2 separate regions of the Homo sapiens genome follow, and region 1 is linked to region 2. The links are chromatin loops, found by intact Hi-C in ENCODE. Cell type or tissue: IMR-90. All regions are shown on one strand. Links, peaks and the distances in the headings refer to the core of each region. The heading gives the core; the rest is flanking DNA. Region 1 overlaps CERS5 (ceramide synthase 5). Region 2 has its middle 31 kb from the start of LIMA1.

Evidence for each region. Peaks named below come from ENCODE experiments on the same cell type or tissue, not always from the same donor. Only the 100,000 strongest peaks of a DNase experiment are listed, where the experiment ranks them.
Region 1: it touches region 2 in a loop (17-fold over the local background); 17 of 110 quality-filtered maps call a loop at or near these places.

The regions. Positions count from the first base shown.
Region 1 is chr12:50,128,107-50,136,106 of GRCh38, forward strand. It overlaps CERS5 (ceramide synthase 5), which reads right to left. Exons shown (of 10, transcript NM_147190.5): 7 at 7,835-7,963; 8 at 7,626-7,732; 9 at 6,440-6,596; 10 at 1,183-2,588. The coding sequence ends at 2,439. Among named protein-coding and RNA genes, the nearest start is that of COX14, 20 kb to the left of the region's middle. In IMR-90, for the core only: a CTCF peak has its summit at 4,603 (motif pointing right); a DNase peak (open chromatin) is centred at 4,615; H3K27ac peaks cover 161 bases.
Region 2 is chr12:50,308,307-50,320,375 of GRCh38, forward strand. No RefSeq gene overlaps it. Among named protein-coding and RNA genes, the nearest start is that of LIMA1, 31 kb to the left of the region's middle. In IMR-90, for the core only: a CTCF peak has its summit at 6,579; DNase peaks (open chromatin) are centred at 4,145 and 6,565; H3K27ac peaks cover 953 bases.

The sequences.
Region 1 (8,000 bases), core at 1-8,000, 180 kb before region 2:
TTTAACATACTTGGCTCAGCCAGTGTTTTTTCTTTCTTTTTCTTTTCTTTTTTCTTTTTTTTTTTTTTTTAACAGAAGTGTTTCAAACCTTTTAGTTATTGTTGTATGTGAAATCACTTTTGCCAGGCGTGGTGGCTCACACCTATAATCCCAAAATGTTGGGAGGTCAGCATGGGTGGATCACTTGAGGTTAGGAGTTCAAGACCAGCCTGACCAACATGGGGAAACCCCATCTCTACTAAAAACATAAAAATTAGCCAGGTATGGTGGCACGCACCTGTGGTCCCAGCTAGTCAGGAGGCTGAGGCAGGAAAATCACTTGAAGATGAACCGAGATTGTGCCATTGTACTCCAGCCTGGCGACAGAGCAAGACTCTGTCTCAAAAAAAAAAAAAAAAAAAAAAATCACTTTCTAAGCAGTAAAGCACTATACAAACATAAGTCGTTTTTCAGTTAATAATAAAGCTACTTGGGAGGCAGGAGGATCGTTTGAGCCCAGGAGATCGAGGCTGCAGTGAGCTATGATCAAGCCACTGCATTCCAGCCTGGGTGACAGAGTGAGACCCTATCTCTAATAAAAAAGAATAATAATAAAGTTAAAACCCTTTTATAGCCAATAGATGAGAGGTAACGCCTTCTTTTAAAAATACTCCTGGTTCTCTGGTATAGATGATGTTAGTCTGTATCTAACCTACTCCACTAATTTGGGTCCCTCCAGGCCATCTACAAAACTGGTTTTATGACAGTCTTGCAGCACCAATAACGGTTATCTTCTAGCTCTGTATTCAAACTCTCTAGAACCCTACCTGTCACCTCCACCCCAACCATATGCACACAGTTCCTTCTCAGAACAAGATTCTGTTCTGATAGTTGGCCCTCATCTTAATAATTCATTTATCCAATGCAAACTAATATAATCAGTCTGTGCCTTTCGCTGAATGTTTCTGCAACATCTAATCTTCCTCATGAAATCTTGGGAAGTGCTGGTAGACACTGCAGAGCGGTTAATTAGATTATGGTATAGATAGTACGGTGGTTAGGAATAGAGAGGGATGGTAAATAAGATAGGAATAGTAAGGGTTTGACTCCTTACTAGCTGCTTGACCTTAGCAAGTTAACCTCTTTTTGCCTCCTGTTGTCATATGTGTTTAATACAGTGCCTAGCATGTAATGAGTCATGTGTTAGTTATTATTTTTATTATTGTTTTATCCAATTGCATCTTTTGTCAGATTAGCTACACCAACCAATCCAGTTTGTATTAACAAGGCAATTGTTCAAATTTCAGAAGGCAAAATACATTTCTCATCTGACTTTCAAAAGCATATTCATTCATATTTCACAACAATATTAGTCTATTCAATATAGCAAGTTGAGGAACTAAAAGTATGACCTAATTTTTTTTTTTTTTTTTTTTTTTAGACAGAGTCTCGGTCTGTCGCCCAGGCTGGAGTGCAGTGGCACGATCTTGGCTCGCTGCAACCTCTGCCTCCCAGGTTCAAGTGATTCTTCTTTTTCTTAAAAAACATAAAGCTCTAAAATGTAAGCACCCTGGCTGACTCTTCCTACCATGCACAGAAAGGAAAAATTTGGTGTCCAGGGCCTTCTGAATCAGACCTGGAAAAGCTCTTAATTAGCTTATGGATTCAGGAAACTGCGGATAGAGTCACTGAAGAGGTTGAGACAGTAGAGGTGGGTTGAAGCACTTTTAATCACAAACAAACAATAGTATAAGACCGTGAACAGCTCACCCAGTGGCTGTTGCCCTCCTCCAGCCCTCAGCTCACCCTCTTCCCATGCTCCCTCCCTGGGTACCATTGAGTAAAGAGCAGGGTATTGGCAGCTGTCCCTGTTGCTATCAGGTGATTGATAGGAAGGGGATCTAGCTAGGGACCACGGCAATCCTGGCCATCCATCCATGGTTCTGTTTCTATACAACTTCATCATGTGACATATTCCAGCTGTGAAAGAGGAACAGTACAGAAATGTGGGACTGAACTTGGCTGCTCCATTCAGATGGTCCAGGGGTTTAGAGTGTCAAGAGCCAAGGGCAAAAAAGAAGGAGAAGTCTGGAGTTGGCATAATTCAAGATGCAGCCAAATGTGGAACTAAGGTGGGTTCAGTGGGGACCAGGGAAGGCCTCATGGCCCCAGTCCACAATTGTGCCCCAACCCCGGCAATGAAACTCACGCATATGCACAAACGCACATCAACAAACACACAAAAACACACAGAGCAAATAACATTACTGAAAGAACCTGGAGGCTATTAAATACAAAATGGCAGTTTTCTTTCAAAGTGAAAATATTTGCTTCTTTGATACTCCTCAGTGCCTTGCAGTCTCCCAATCACAGAAGAGTAGATATGGGAAGGGCCAAGAGGAGTATGTTGCCAGTGGCCCTACAAGTCCATGTGTGCTGAAGTCCCTATAGCAACCACCTTACTCTTCAGCCCAGTAGCTGCCTCCCATGTGACCATTCACCCGATTGGCACCATTGCTGGAGCTACTGTCACAGGGACTTTTTGTGCAGGTGGTCACATCTTCTTCCTCTGAGCTGCTCTCCACATCACTGCGATCATCCTTCGATACCTGGGTGGGATGAGACCAAAGACAGAAAAGTGAGGAAAGAACTGTAAGACACCTAAGCTCAGAGACCCAGGTGTGGGCACTGTGTTCCCAGTCTGGTCTGCTTTCTGATGACATCTAACTCAAAGAAGTATTGTCTGGACTATGGCTACTGTTGTGACTATGCTTTACCTGCTTTCTAGTTTTCTCCCTTGTCATCTCCAATTCTGTTCTCTGTGGAATTGAAGCTACTTTGGTAGAGGAGTGTGTCTTTCAGGACCAGCCTAAGAGAACTGACATCATTCACTGAGACCTGGTTTAGGTTTCAGACACCCTTTCTCTTCTTCCACTTCAAAGAACAGGGAAGGCCAACACGAACAATACGTATGACTGTCAGCAATGCTTCTATCTTCTGGTGGTTGTGGACAATGCATTTATTCGTATTGGTTATGCTGTTTTGCTTTATCCCCAAAGCTGATCCATAACAGGCCTTTTTTAGTAGTTTCCCACTCCTGGGCTCAACTACCACTATCCTATGACACTGTTTTCCAATCTTCTTCCCTTTCCCAATAGCAAGATCACTTTTCTTATGAAACTTCAGCATCCCTGGCTGGGCGTGGTGGCTCACGCCTGTAATCCCAGCACTTTGGGAGGCCGAGGCAGGCGGATCACAAGGTCAGGAGTTTGAGACCAGCCTGAGCAACATGGAGAAACCCTGTCTCTACTAAAAATACAAAAATTAGCCGGGTGTGGTGGCGCGCACCTGTAATCCCAGCTACTCAGGAGGCTGAGGCAGGAGAATCTCTTGAACCCCGGAGGTGGAGGTTGCAGTGAGCTGAGATCGTGCCACTGCACTCCAGCGTGGGCGACAGAGTGAGACTCCATCTCAAAAAAAAAAAAAAAAAAAGAAAAAAAAAAAGAAACTTCAGCATCCCCAAGATACACAGTATAGTGAAAACACAAATGGATTGGCAGTCAATGAGAAAAGAATCCCAGTTCTAATCATGCTACCATCTGTGAATGCTTATTAACCTGGGTTTTTTTGTTTTGTATTATTTTCAAATGAAGCATTTGGATTACAGCAGCATTTCCTAATCTAAACTATCCTGCATATCAAGCAAAGTATTTCAATTTCTCCACCATGAGCCAGGCACAGTGGCTTACACCTATAATCCTAGCACTTTGGGAGGCTGAGGGAGGAGGACAGCTTGAGCCCAAGAGTTTGAGACCAGCCTGGGCAACATGGAGAGAGCCCTGTCTCTACAAAAAATAAAAAATGACAAAATCAGTTGGGCATGGTGACATGCACCTGTAGTCCTAGCTACTTGGGAGGCTGAGGCAGGAGCATCTCTTGAGCCCAGGAGGTCGAGGCTGCAGTGAGCCATGATTGCGCCACTGTACTCCAGCCTGGGCAATGGAGCAAAACCTTGTCTCTAAAAAAAAAAAGGGCCGAGCATGGTGGCTTACGCCTGTAATCCCAGCACTTTGGGAGGCTGAAGTGGGCGCATCACCTGAGGTCGGGAGTTCGAGACCAGCCAGACCAACATGAAGAAACCCCGTCTCTACTAAAAATACAAAAAAATTAGCCAGGCGTGGTGGCGTATGCCTGTAATCCCAGCTACTCAGGAGGCTGAGGCAGGAGACTCGCTTGAACTGGGCAGGCAGAGGTTGCAGTGAGCCAAGATCACGCCATTGCACTCCAGCCTGGGCAACAAGAGCTAAACTCTGTCTCAAAAATAAATAAATAAAAATTAAAAAAAAAAAATTACCCTGGACTCTAATAGTAAAGAACAGAAATCCAGTGAGACCTGTGTCGGACTTCTGACCTCCAGAACTGAAGGATAATAAATGTGGTTTAAGTAAAGGAGAGAAGGAAGTGAAAAGGAACACAGCTGTAACAACTGTTGCCAAGGAGGTGGGCATTTGCTTTGGATCAGCTCCTTGAATTTGTGTTGGATGGGTCTTCTACAGTTGATTATAGCTGTTGGCCTCTGAACTTAGATGACTAACTGATTACCTGACCTTTAGGAAATTTCCACTAGAGGGCAGAGTGTCTCTAGATTTGAGGTAAACAGAGACTCAAGAAAAACAAAAAAAAGTAGACTCAATTCTTGCCTCAGTTTAGGAAAAAATCTGGCAACTGCAGCTCTAGTCAATAATGGCCCCGAAAAGTCAGGAGAGAGGGCATGCTCTGAGACAAACACAAGGGAACAGAAAGGAGAGCAGGAGGAAAGAGAACCACATTCAGATGGACATGCCTCACTGAATACTAGAAGCACAGATACACTTACATGCAAGAGATGAAACTGTCCAGCTCCCGCCAGGCATAGAAAAAAGGAAGGAGGTGAGGAAAGAGTGGAGAGTACAGGGTCTAATCCTTCCTGGACAGGTCACCTAGTCAGGAAAGAAAAGCAGGAGAGAACAGAGATGTCCAGTAGCTACAGCAAGATGCACAGGCACACTGAGCAAGTTCTGAGCCAATGGCAGCTATAAGGAATAATGATGCAGGAGATCATCAATATCTAGGCCACATTCCATCACTTGGTCCTAGTATCAGTACCTGCTCAAGCAGAGCCCCTCCCACTTGGGATTCTGTATTCCTTTAGGCTGAAATCCCTAGCCCTTTGACTACAGTCTGACTGCTTCAAAACTTGCAAAGTTCAATTATGAGTTTATCATTAAGTGGCACCTTTCTTTCGCTCTTGGCATAAGATGGGTATTTGAAACACTACATACCCATTCACTTAGGACACTTGCCTCATACACTAGTGGGGTGAGGTGGGTATTTAGTTCCTTATATAAACCATATCTTGAATATCACAGCATGGTCACCTTGTGGTGGCTTGTGAACTACCACACACCACTTCTAGGCAACTTAACAATCTGCTTTTATACAGTTTATATGGTTCTGCATATGATTTCCTTTGAAAAGGGCCCCATGTCAAAAAGAAAAATATGAAATCCACTGAAGCAGGTAGGTAAGGGGTAGGAAATGGTTGAGGCCATCTCTTAAAAAACTCTTAACCCTATCATCCTTTAACAAAAGCCATTCCTAAGGGACAGGAAGAAGGTAGAACTTTCCTCTTGCGTCTAAGTCACATCTTAAAAGGTAAAACAGGCAGGCCAGGTGCGGTGGCTCACGCCTGTAATCCCAGCACTTCGGGAGGCCAAGGTGGGCAGATCACAAGGTCGGGAGTTAGAGACCAGCCTGGCCAACATAGTGAAACCCCGTTTCTACTAAGAATACAAAAATTAGCCAGGCCTGGTGGCATGCGCCTGTAATCCCAGCTACTAGGGAGGCTGAGGCAGGAGAATCGCTTGAACCCAGGAGGTGGAGGTTGTGGTGAGCCAAGATCGTGACATTGCACTCCAGCCTGGGCAACAGAGCGAGATTCCATCTGAAAAAAAAAAAAAAAAAAGGTAAAACAGGCTTGGTGTGGTGGCTCACACCTGTAATTCCATCGCTTTGGGAAGCCGTGGTGGGAGGACTGCTTGAGGCCAGTAGTTGGACATTGGCCTGGGTAACATAGTGACACCCTATCTACAAAAAATAAGAAAATTAGCCAGGCGTGGTGGTGCACACCTATAGTCCCAGCTACTTGGGAGGCTGCAGTGGGAGAATCCAAGCCCAGGTGTGAGGCTGCAGTAAGCTATGATCATGCCACTGAACTCCAGCCTGGGTGACAGAGCAAGACCTTGTCTCTAAAATAAAAAAGGCAAAACACTTACCGAAGAGGCGAAGACTTTGGAGCCCTAGGCTTTTTGCTTGGCCTGCTTGAGTAGATGGGGCTCACCAGGTTTGATGGAGAGAGAACGTCTGTTGAGTAATCCCTATCTTCCATACCCAAAAGAAAGAAGCCATCTTTCATCCTCACCTTTCCCCTGATCAAGGCTTTCAAAGCAATCCGTGCAATTAGGTAGGACCAGATGACATGCAGAAGCTGTAGGGTCAGCAGCAGGCCATTGAGGAGCCACCATGAAGCATAAGGCCCGATTATCTCCCAACTCTCAAAGAGGGTCGTGTTCAGAATCCTAGAAGAGGGAGGCCAATAGTCAGATTCTAGAGTCAAAGCTCAGCAGACAGGGATGAAGCTGAGTCCTGGGGATGCAGAGCCCTGTGTGTTTTCCTACCAGCCCTTTTATCAGCTGAAGTTCCAGGGACCGTCATCCACAGTAAGAAAATAAAGAAAGGGAGGAGCCTGTTGTGTTTTCTATCCTTAGGGACAGAGAAAGATATATAAATCTTAGGAACTGATGGATTAAGTCACATTATTAATCACTTCAAATATCCAGAGTTTCACGAAATTAGGACAGCAGTGGGACTCTAATCCTATGAATGACTGAGCTCCTCAGGCACATATAGGATAGGACAGTAGGTAGCTGATTCCCATAGAGCAGTGAATGTAAAAGTGAAAGGAGACAGGGAGAGAGAGGAGAGGGAGGGAGGGAGAGAGAGGAGAGGGAGGGAGAGAGAGAGGAGGGAGGGAGAGAGAGGGGAGGGAGGGAGAGAGAGGAGAGGGAGGAAGAGAGAGAGAGGAGAGGGAGGGAGAGAGAGGAGGACAGGGAGGGAGAGAGAGAGGAGGGAGGGAGAGAGGGGAGGGAGGGAGAGAGAGGAGAGGGAGGAAGAGAGAGAGAGGAGTGTGTGTGTGTGTGTGTGTGTGTGTGTGTGTGTGTGTGTGTCAGGGTTGGGACCAGAGCAGGAACACAAGCAAGAAGGGACTGAGAATTGTATCAACAGTGCAAAAGAAGTCAAAGGAATTACTTAGGCATAAAATGAGGACTGTTCCTCAGAGATGAGTCAGTCCTGAGAAGCCAACCAAGCCGGGTACTCTGAGTCTGGATCCGACCTTGCTAGAAATACGGTCTGAGGCAGCAGAGGTCCTATGAGAGTCCACAGAAGGTCAGCACAGGCTAAGGTAAAAGCAGGGCAATAGGGTTCTTGTGTTCTATTGGCGAAAGTAGAATAGAATAGAACAGAAAAACTGAATGGGCAAAATGAGAATTGGCAAAAAGGTATCATTAGGCTCATACCTACCACAACTCTACAGCCCTACCACTTACCAGAATGGATAGATTCCTAGTCGTGTAACCATAAAAACAGCACTGAAGATCACAAAAAGGGTGTCACAGAGCCGCTGATACTTGGCATAATTGGCCAGTTTGGCTGCCTGGAGAAAGGAAGAAAGAATTGAGCTGGGGAGAAAGTCATTCCTCACATAGGAAGAAAAGAAGAGAAGAAGAAGATGGAGAAAGAGAGATTGGGTTTTTACCTCCAGCAAGAAGTCTGAGACATCATGTAGACACATGATCAGAGTTCCCACTCGAACCATATTGTTGATGTAGGAGAAGGAGATAAGCCCAATGGTGACCAAGTGATGCACAAACATGATCAGGAAGTCCTAGGAAGGAATGGAAATAGAAGAGGGAGGTAAAAGC
Region 2 (12,069 bases), core at 2,061-10,060:
CAAGTGATTCTCCTGCATCAGCCTCCTGAGTAGCTGGGACTACAGGCGTGCGCCACCAAGCCCAGATAATTTTTTCATATTTTTAGTAGAGTCGAGGTTTCACCATGTTGGCCAGGATGGTCTTGATCTCTTGACCTCGTGATCCACCCGCCTCGGCTTCCCAAAGTGTTGGGATTAAAGGTGTGAGCCACTGTACCTGGTCCTTAGTATTTATTCTTATCCTCTTTAATATATTTTGGTTTATAATGCTCAGTTTGGCTGGGTGTGGTGGCTCATCATGTCTGTAGTCCCAGCTACCTGCTACTCAGGAGGCTGAGGTGAGAGCGTCACTTGAGCCTGGGAGGTCAAGGCTGCAGTGAGCCATGATCATACCACTGCACTCCAGCTTAGGTGACAGAGCGAGACTCTGTCTCTAAACAAATAAATAAGTAAAATACATAATATCCAGTTTCTTGGCCTTAAATGACATCATTTATCCCTACTTTTTACTTATGAGATAATCAATGAGCCAATTCTACTTTTTTTTTTTTTTTTTTGAAATGGAGTTTCCCTCTGTTGCACAGACTGGAGTGTAGTGGTGCGATCTCATCTCTCTGCAACCTCCGCCTCCCAGGTTCGAGCGATTCTTCTGCCTCAGCCTCCTGAGTAGCTGGGATTACAGTCACGCACCACCATGCCTAGCTAATTTTTTTTTTTTTTTGAGGCGGAGTCTCACTCTGTCACCCAGGCTGGAGTGCAGTGGCGCGATCTCGGCTCACTGGAAGCTCCGCCTCCCGGGTTCCGGCCATTCTCCTGCCTCAGTCTCCCGAGTAGCTGGGACTACAGGCGCCCGCCACCATGCCTGGCTAACTTTTTTTGTATTTTTTGGTAGAGACAGGGTTTCATCGTGTTAGCCAGGATGGTCTCCATCTCCTGACCTCGTGATCCACCCGCCTTGGCCTCCCAAAGTGCTGGGATTACAGGTGTGAGCCACCACTCCCGGCCAAATTTTTGTATTTTTAATAGAGACGGGGTTTCACCATGTTGGCCGGGCTGGTCTCAAACTCCTGACCTCAAGTGATCTGCCCACCTTGGCCTCCCACAGTGCTGGGATTTCAGGCAGGAGCCACTGTGCCTAGCCCCAGTTCTACTTCTTTATACTCCTTTTTTTGTTTTGTTTTGTTTTTTGAGACAAAGTTTTCGCTCTTGTCCCCCAGGCTGGAGTGCAGTGGCATGATCTTGGCTCACTGCAACCTCTGCCTCTCAGGTTCAAGCAATTCTCTTGCCTCAGCCTCCCGAGTAGCTGGGATTACAGGCGTCTGCCACCACGCCCAGCTAATTTTTTGTGTTTTTAGTAGAGAAGGGATTTCATCATGTTGGCCAGGCTGGTCTTGAATTCCTGACCTCAGGTGATCCACCCGCCTCAGCCTCCCAAAGTGCTGGGATTACAGGTGTGAGCCACCGCACCCAGCCTATACTCCTTCTCTCTCTCTCTCTCTCTTTTTTTGTTTAATTACTAAATTGTCAGAGCATATAAAATTTATATACAATTGCAGGGGAAGAAAGATTTATTTTCTCACCTGTTACTGGGTACATGGCTGAGATCCCTATAACAAAAGCCAAATTAACAAGAGAAAAGCATGGAAATTTATCTCACAAGTCTTTACATGACACAGGAGCCTTCAGAAATGAAGACCCAAAGAAACAGGGAAAATTGTATGTTTTATGCTCAGTTTGATGGAATGTGAACAGTCAAGGGGAAATATGATTGGAGGAGAAAGGGGTATGAACTAATGGGAAAAAATTCGGAGAAACTCAGCAAGGTCTGTTTGTTCAGATTCTCTCCTATGTCCCTCTGTCTTCAGAGATAAGGATGTTCCCTTCCTCTGGGCATAGGGAGGGTACCTCTCACATGAGGGTTTTGTGACCTGCTTCTGGGGAGAAGGGTGAGAGAAAAGTGAGAGTGATCATGTTTCTGCTGTTTTCTCAAATGCCAAGAGGTAGAGTGTTCTGAACCGCATCACTATTCATATCTCCACTTGTGTTTTAGTCTTGGATATTCAGCTAAATATATTCAACACTCGCCATCAGTCTCTTTGCTGAAGTTTTCTCAGTCCTTTCTTAGTTGGGTGCAGTTTGTTTGCATGAAGGACTAATGAGTATAATAGTCCCTGATGTTTAGCACACTGAAGACTTTTTTTCTATAGCCTTGCTACTTGTAGGACAGTTTGTTGGCATTTAGAATCCCTGGTGCACATTTTTTCCCTTCATTCAATTGTAGATGTTGCTTTACTATTTTCTGGCTTTGAGTATTGTTGAGAGCTCTGATGCCAAACTGGTTTGATATCCTTAGAAGGTAACTTGATCTTTTTGCCAGGAAGCACAGGTAATTTTTTTTCTTTGTATTAAAGTATAATAGTTGGCCAGGTGTGGTGGCTCATGCCTATCATCACAGCACTTTGGGAAGCTGAAGCAGGAGGATCACTTGAGCTCAGGTTGAGACCAGCCTGGGCAACATAAGAAGACCCTGTCTTTACCAAAAATTTAAAAATTAGGCTGAGTGTTGTGGCTCATGCCTGTAATCCCAGCATCGAGAGGCTGAGGTGGGAGGATTGCTTTAGCCCAGGAGTTCAAGACTAACCTCGGCAACATAGCAAGAGTAAAAATAAAAAAAATTAGCTGGGTGTAGTGGCATGTGCCTGTAGTCCTAGTTAGTTGGGAGGCTGAGGCAGGAGGATGGCTTGAGCCCAGGAGTTTGAGGTTGCAGTGAGCTATGATCACACCACTGCACTCCAGCCTGAGCAACAGAGTGAGATCTTGACTTAAAAAAAAAAAAAATTAGCCAGGCTGGGTGGGGTCGCTCACGCCTGTAATCTCAGCACTTTGGGAGGCTGAGGTGGGTGGATCATGAGGTCAGGAGTTCAAGACCAGCCTGGCCAATATGGTGAAACCCCATCTCTACTAAAAATACAAAAATTAGCCAGGTGTAGTGGCGGGCGCCTGTAGTCCCAGCTACTCAGAAGGCTGAGGCAGAGAATTGCTTGAACCCGGGAGGTGGAGGTTGCAGTGAGCCGAGATCGCAGCACTGCACTCCAGCCTGGGCGACAGAGCAAGACTCCGTCTCAGAAAAAAAAAAAAAGAAAAGAAGAAATGAAAAACTAGCCAGGCATGGTGGCATGGACCTGTGGTCCCAGCTACTTGGGAGGCCGAGGTAGGAGAATCGCTTCAGCCTGGAAGGTTGAGGCGGCAGTGAGCCATGATTCTGCCACTGCACTGTAACCTGGGCAACACAGCAAAACCCTGTCTTAAAAACATAAAGGACTAAAGAATAATAGTTTTCTAGGATATATCTTAGAGTTAACCAATTTGGGTTTATTTTATTTGATGCATGGTTTGCTCTTCCAGTATGTAGAGTCATGTCTTCTCCCACCTCCACCCAAAGTGTTAATTGAATTATAGTTGTAAATATTAATTCTATTCCATTACTTTTGTTTTCTTCTTCATGGCATCCAGAAATACATATGTTGGATCTGGTTTGATTATTTTATCACTTTGTTTTCAATCTTTTTAATCTTTTTAATTTTTCTTGGCCTTTCTTATTTCCACACTCTATATCTCACATTATATATTTGGTCCTTACTATTCTTTTTGTTGATTGAGGTCACATTCTCTGGGACGCAGATTCTAAGACAGAGACATGTACACATTTGGAATCGACAGTTGTGACAAAGTGAAAGGAGGAGGATTGGACAAGAGTAACAGCTGAACTGTAATCAGTGATGTGCTAGTAAATAGTTAACAACTGGCTCTTGGGGGAGGAAAGCTTTGATTTGTAACATTTGACAATTTCCAGTGTATAAATATGTCTTTCTTTTTTTTGAGATGGAGTTTCACTCTTTTGCCCAGGCTAGAGTGAAGTGGCGTGATCTTGGCTCACTGCAACCTCTGCCCCCCACGTTCAAGAGATTCTCTGGCCTCTGCCTCCATACAGGCACCCGCCACCAGGCCCAGCTAATTTTTTTTGTATTTTTAGTAGAGACAGGGTTTCACCATGTTGGCCAGGCTGATCTCAAACTCCTGACCTCAAGTGATCCACCCGCCTCGGCCTCCCAAAGGGCTGGGATTACAGGCGTGAGTCACCGCGCCCAATCAGTGTGTAAATATTTATATCATGGCTAACTGAAAATTGGCAACATGATGTTACTGAACATGGAGCTGGAAAGAAATGCATAGTAGCTAATCCCAGCACTTTGGGAGGCCAAGGCAGGTGGATCACCTGAGCTCAGGAGTTTCAGACCAGCCTGAACAACATGGCGAGACCCTCTCTCTACAAAAAAAATAAAAAAATTTGGCCTGGCGCGGTGGCTCATGCCTGTAATCCCAGCACTTTGGGAGGCCGAGGCAGGCAGATCACTTGAGGTCAGGAGTTTGAGACCAGCCTGGCCAACACGGTGAAACCCCATCTCCATTAAAAATACAAACATTAGCTGGGCGTGATGGTGCCCGTCTGTAATCCCAGCTACTTGGGAGGCTGAGGCAGGAGAATCGCTTGAACCTGGGAGGCAGAGGTTGCAGTGAGCTGAGATTGCGCCACTGCACTCCAGCCTGGGCATCAGAGTGAGACTCCATCTCAAAAAATAAATAAATAAAATTTAAAAAATAAAATAAAATAATTAGCCGGGCATGGTAGTGCCTGCCTATAGTCCCAGCTACTTGGGAGCCTGAGATGGGAGGATTGCTTGAGCCTGGGAGGAGGGGATTGCGTGAGCCATGATTGTGCCACTGCACTCTATCCTGGGCAACAAAGCAAGAACCCATCTCAAAATAAAATAAAATAAAATAAAATAAAAATGCATAGTAGCACCCCTTCAGGTATATATAGACAATCTCTAAAGAACAGATAATAGTACATGTAGTAAAATAATTAGAAAGTAATATGTATTGAGTGTTTATTACCTTGGTTTTGAATATTATTTAGTTTTAAGTATATGTAATTTAAGTTTTAATAATGGCTGTGTTTAACAACCTGCTTGCAAAATTCCTAAAACCGTAACAATTGGTTCTCACAAGCCAGTAGGAGCCAGTTCCAGCACACCGCTGACCATGATGCAGTTGCAATAAAGATCTCAGCCAATCCCGTGGGGAGCTTTCAAGTCAGAATCCCCTGTCAGAGTTGTCTCACCCTGAGGCAAGGGCTTCTATATCTTGGCATGGACCTGTCACTACATGCAGATGGATCTTTGGGACAGGGTGTTGCCTTGGGTGGAGGGATTCCCTTTGAGTCCCAGAGAAGGATTCAGCCACCATTACCAGCAACTTGAAGTATGAGTGCTCCAGTCCCGAAGTGGGTATTTAGGGAACATACCATAGCATCCACTACACTTATGTATCCTGTAGTTTGTCTTGGTTTCTGTTTTGGGATAGTATTTTTTTCTGGTATAGTTTCACCTGTCATAACTTATGATTCTTGTTTCTGTGGGGTTTTGTTCTTACTGTAACTTTGTATGGATACTGAATTTTTTTGTTGGTTTGTTTTCCTTTTTTTTTTTTTTGAGACAGAGTCTTGCTCTGTCACCCAGGCTGGAGTGCAGTGGTGCAATCTCAGCTCACTGCAACCTTCACCTCCCAGGTTCAAGCGATTCTCCTGCCTCAGCCTCCTGAGTAGCTGGGATTACAGGTGTGTGTTGCCACACCAGGATGATTTTTTTGTATTTTTTTGTAGAGATGGAGTTTCAACATGTTGGCCAGGCTGGTCTCAAACTCCTGACCTCAGGTGATCCACTGGCCTCAGCCTCCCAAAGCACTGGGATTAGAGGCGTGAGCCACCACGCCCGGCCGGGATACTGAATTTTGGTTGTGATTATTATTCATATTTGAGTTTATTTATTATTTGTTTATTTCTGAGACAGTCTTGCTCTGTCACCCAGGCTGGAGTGCAGTGGCAGCGATCTTGGCTCACTGCAACCTCCATCTCTCGGTTCAGGCGATTCTCATGCCTCAGCCTCCCAAGTAGCTGGGATTACAGGCACCCGCTACCACACTTGGCTAATTTTGTATTTTTAGTAGAGACAGGGTTTCACCATGTTGGCCAGGCTGGTCTGAAACTCCTGGCCTCAAGTGATCCTCCCACCTGGGCCTCCCAAAGTGCTAGGATTACAGGTGTACGCCACCATGCCTGGCCTCGTATTTGAATATGTTGGATTTTTCTGGACCAGCTTTTTTTTTTTTGAGACAGAGTTTCACTCTTGTTGCCCAGGCTGGAGTGCAATGGTGTGATCTTGGCTCACTGCAACCTCCGCCTCCCGGGTTCAAGGGATTCTCCTGCCTCAGCCTCCCCAGTAGCTGGGATTACAGGCATGCACCACCACGCCCAGCTAATTTTGTATTTTTAGTGGAGATGGGGTTTCTCCATGTTGGTCAGGCTGGTCTCGAACTCCCATCCTCAGGTGATCCCCCCCAACCTCTGCCTCCCAAAGTGCTGGGATTACAAGCTTGAGCCACTGCACCCAGCCTGGACCAGCTTTTAATAGATGGATCTTTAGAAGAGAATGTGTTTTGAGGGTCTTTCCTGGTTTGGTTTTTTAGCTCAAGAGCTCCCTCTCCTGTTGTCATAGTGTGCCTTTCTTGTAGTCAAACTCTCTGATTTTCCTAGTGTTTTTTTCAGTGGGATACTTATTACCAGGAATATTTATTTTATTTTCCAAAGTGCCTCTTTATCCCGAATGACACACTTTCGCAAGACTGCCACTGTTGTTCCTATGAATTCTCCAAGCCTTATGACTCCTGTTGCCAGTGCTGATACGCCAGGTTTCAGACCAGTTCTTGGCTGTTCCCACTAAGGGTCGGGCACCTTTTTCTGGGAGTGAAACTTGTTGATGTTATCAGGTTCCATTAATGTTTAAGACCCTCCATATTCCCTACTCTTTCAAGCAGCTCCAGTGATGTCTACACACTTGTGGGGGTTCTGGCTGGTTTCCAGGGTATTTTTTCCAACTTGTATGTATATTGCGGATTGTAGCAATCTTTTTTGCTGGTCAATATATGTTGTAGGAATTTTTATTTGCTGTCCTTTTTGCTCTGTATAGTTTTTAGGAAGAGATTGGGACGAGTCACCGGAACCCAGAAGGTGTATTTCTTTCTTTCTTTTTTTTTTTTTTTTGAAACTGAGTCTCACTCTGTCACCCAGGCTGGAGTGCAGTGGCACAATCTCGGCTCACTGCCACCTCTCCCTCCCAGATTCAAGCCATTCTCCTGGCTCAGCCTCCCAAGTAGCTGGGATTATAGGCGTGTGACACCACACCCGGCTAATTTTGTGTTTTTAGTAGAGACGGGTTTTCATCATGTTGGCCAGGCTGGTCTGGAACTCCTGATCTCAGGTGATCTGCCTGCCTTGGCTTCCCAAAGTGGTGGGATTACAGGCGTGAGTCACCACACTTGGCCTTTCTATTTAATATGTATAAATAGTATTGTGCTTTAAATATCCTTTTTTCTTTTCCTTTTTTTTTTTTTTTTTTTTTTAAGACAGGGCCTTGCTCTATCACCCAGGCTGGAGTGCATTGGTACAATCATGGCTGACTGCAATCCCCTCTTCACAGGCTCAAGTGATCCTTTCACCTCAGCCTGCCAAATAGCTGGGATTTCAGGCAAGCGCCACCAAGTCCGGCTTAGTTTTTTTATTTTTTGTAAAGACAGGATCTCGCCACGTTATCCAGGCTGGTCTCGAACTCCTGGACTCAAACGGCCTCCCAAAGTGCTGGGATTATAGGCGTGAACCACCGCGCCCAGCCTGTTTTCATTTAGCATTTGTGTTTACATCTGTGCTCCATATGTACACCTAGTTTGTTACTTTTAGTTGTTACATTTCTCTCACAGTTTGCATCCACCTATTTTAGGTACCCATTCTTGGTTGGTTAAAACACTTGGGCTGGCCGGATGCGGTGGCTCACACCTGTAATGCCAGCACTTTGGGAGGCTGAAGTGGGCAGATTACAATGTCAGGAGTTCGAGACCAGCCTGACCAACATGGCGAAACCCTGTCTCTACTAAAAATACAAAAATACAAAAATCCTCCTCACTTGAGGCCAGGAGTTGGTGCACGCCTGTAAACCCAGCTACTCAGGAGGCTGAGGCAGGAGAATCACTTGAACCCAGGAGGCGGAGGTTGCAGTGAGCCAAGATCACGCCACTGCACTCCAGCCTGAGCGACAGAGTGACACTCTGTCTCAAAAAAAAAAAAAAAAGACAACCGGGCACAGTGGCTTATGCCTGTAATCCCAGCACTTTGGGAGGCCGAGGTGGGCGGATCATGAGGTCAGGAGATGGAGACCATCCTGACTAATGTGGTGAAACCCCGTCTCTCTAAAAATACAAAAAATTAGCCAGGCATGGTGGCACGTGCCTGTAGTCCCAGCTGTTTGGGAGGCTGAGACAGGAGAATCACTTGAACCTGGGAGGTGGAGGTTGCAGTGAGCAGAGATCACACCACTGCACTCCAGCCTGGGCAACAGAGTGAGACTTCGTCTCAAAAAAAAAAAAACCAAAAAACAAAAACAAAACAAAAAACACTTGGGCTGGGCCAGGCACGGTGGCTCACACCTGTAATCCCAGCACTTTGGGAGGCTGAGGTGGGTGGATCACTTGAGCCCAGGACTTTGAGACCAGCCTGGGCAACATGGTGAAATACTGTCTCCACAAAAAAATAAAAAAATTAGCCCAGTGTGCTTGTGCATGCCTGTAGTCCCAGCTATTCAAGAGGCTGAGGTGGGAGGATCGCCAGGAGGTCAAGGCTGCAGTGAGCCGAAACTGTGCCATTGCACTCCAGCCTGGGAGACAGAGCGAGACCCTCTTTCAAAAAACAAACAAACAAACAAACAAACAAACAAACAAAAAACACCTGGGTTGCTTCCACTTCCCTGCTATCATTGGGAGAGCTGGATAAACGCTTGTATGTGTTACTGTGGTAAGCCACATGACAATTTTTCTAGGACATATACCCAGGAGATGGGATCTTGGGGTGACAGAGCACACACACACACACACACACTTAACTTTACCAAGCACATCCAGAGTATTTCCAGAACAATTAAGATAGTTTACAGTTCCTTTTGCAGTGCACAAGAGGTCAGTCTCCTCCCAAATTCATGCTAAGATTTGGTATTAACCACCTCTTAAATTTGCCATGCTAGTAAATAATTCATTAACTTTCAGCCTTAAATTTTGTATTTTGGTATCTTGTTTAAGAAACCTTTCCTCATGCTCTCATGCTAAGTCACAAACATATTATACTTTTTTTACCCATGGATAAGAATTCATTATCTTCCATTAGCTTTGTGGTTTACTTTTTCCTTTATATATATTTTTAAATTTAATTTTTTTCTTTTTAAGAGAGATGGGGTCTCACCATGTTTACCAGGCTGGTCTCAAACTCCTGGGTTCAAGTGATCCTTCCCTTTCAGCCTCCCAAAGTGTTGGGATTACAGGCTCACGCCACTGTGCCCCTCTGTTTCTTTATATCTTTTTTCTTTTTTTTTTTTTTTGAGATGGAGTTTCACTCATGTTGCCCAGGCTGGAGTTCAATGGCATGATGTCGGCTCACTGCAACCTCTGCCTCCTGGGTTCAAGCGATTCTCCTGCCTCAGCCTCCAGAGTAGCTGGGATTACAGGCACCTGCCACCACACCCAGCTAATTTTTTGTATTTTTAGTAGAGACGGGGTTTCATCATGTTGGCCAGGCTGGTCTCCAACTCCGGACCTCAGGTGATTTGTCTGCCTCGGCCTCCAAAATTGCTGGGATTACAGGTGTGAGCCACCGTGCCTGGCCTGGTTCTTTATAGCTTTAATCCATCTGAAATTCACCTTTAGTGTGAGGTAAGGCTCTAACTTAATTTTCTTCATATTACAAACCAGTTTTATCAACATAATTTCTTTTCTTTTTTCTTTTTTTTGCAACAGAGTCATGCTCTATCACCCAGGCTAGAGTGCAGTGGCACGATCTTGGCTCACTGCAACCTCTGCCTCCCGGATCCTCAAGCCTCAGCCTCTCAAGTAGCTGAGATTACAGGCATGAGCCACCACACCCAGCTAATTTTTGTGTTTTTAGTGGAGATGGGGTTTCACCATGTTGGCCAGGCTGGTCTTGAACTCCTGACCTCAGGCGATCCACCTGCCTTGGCCTCCCAAAGTTCTGGGATTACAGGCATGAGCCACTGCACCCGGCCTATCCACATAATTTCTAAACAATCTGGCTTTTTGTCATAAAGACGCCTTTGCCACCTTTATGATGCCACCTTTTTCATGTGAAGTTCTATGTATCATGGATCTATCCTGAATTTTCTATCTGTTCCATTGGTTTATTTGTCCTTGTGTCTATCTCACTGGGTTTTAAAAAATTTCTATAGTGTGTTAGGTCTTAATAGTTGTTATTATCACCCCCCTGTTTTTTGTTGTTGTTGTTGTTTTTGAGACAGAGTCTCACTCTATTGCCCAGGCTGGAATGTAATGGCACGATCTCAGTTCACTGCAACCTCAGCCTCCTGAGTAGCTGGGATTCCAGGCACATACCACCATGCCCGGCTAATTTTTGTATTTTTAGTAGAGTCACCATGTTGGCCAGGCTGGTCTCGAACTCCTGACCTCATGATCCGCCTGTCTCAGCCTCCCAAAGTGCTGGGATTACAGGTGTGAGCCACCACACCTGGCCTATTATTCCCCTTTTAACCTCCTTTTTTGAAATTGACTTATCTTTTCATTGACTACTTTTCCGTAATCACTTTAGAAAGAGTTTGTCACAGCTAGAAAAAGTTCCAGCTAACATTTTTAACATTTAAAAACATTTTCTGGCTCACGCCTGTAATCCCAGCACTTTGGGAGGCCGAGGCAGGCTGATCACTTGAGGCCAGGAGTTGGAGACTGGCCTGACCAACATGATGAAACCCTGTCTCTACTAAATATACACTAATCCCAGCTACTCAGGAGGCTAAGGCTGGAGAATCACTTGAACCTGGGAAGCAGAGGTTGCAGTGAGACGAGATCACACCACTGCACTCCAACCTAGGTGACAGAGTGACAGTCTGTCTGAAAAAAAGAAAAAAAAGTCCATTTTCTATATATTTAATATATTTGAATTTATAGATTAATTTGGGGAGAATCATTATCTTTACTAAGATAAGGTGTCTTATCTAAGAATGTAGTTTTTGTATGTGTGTTTTTTTTTGTTTTTTTGCTTTTTTGTTTGAGATGGAGTTTTGCTCTTGTTGCCCAGGCTGGAGTGAAATGGTGCCATCTCTGCTCACTGCAGATTGGCGCCTGGGATTACAGGCGCATGCCACCACACCGGGCTAATTTTTGTATTTTTAATAGAGACGAGGTTTCATCATATTGGTTAGGCTGGTCTCAAACTCCTGACCTCAGGTGATCCACCCACCTCGGCCTCCCAAGGTTCTGGGATTACAGGTGTGAGCCACCATGCCCGACCTTTTTTTTTTTTTTTTAAGATCTTTTTTTGTGTCATTTCACAAAGTTAAAAAATTTTCAGGATAAAGGTATTGTGCTATATATAGTAATATTTCTGTTTTTCTAAAGATTTTTCTTTTTTTTTTTTTTTTTTGAGACAGTTTCACTCTTGTTGCCCTGGCTGGAGTGCAATTGCACGATCTCGGCTCACTGCAACCTCCTCCTCCCAGGTTCAAGCAATTCTCCTGCCTCAGCCTCCCGAGTAGCTAGAATTACAGGTGCCCACCACTACGCCTGGCTAATTTTTTGTATTTTTAGTAGAGACGGGGTTTCACTGTGTTGGCCATTTATAAAGAATTTTAAAACGTAAATGTTTATTAGATGTTTTTATTCTGTACCTCTTGGGATGATCATGTGATTTTCCTTCTTTAATTCATAGATCCAGTTAATTAGATAGATAGTTGTCTCATGTTAAGCCATTCTTGTATTCCTGGAAGAAAACCTTAATTGTTGGGTTCAGTTGGATATTTATGTGCATCTTTTTAAAAAATCTATTTCCATCGGTGACTTCAGTTTATTTATTTATTGTTTTAAATAGAGTCTCGCTCTGTCTCCCAGGTTGGAGTGCAGTGGCAAGAT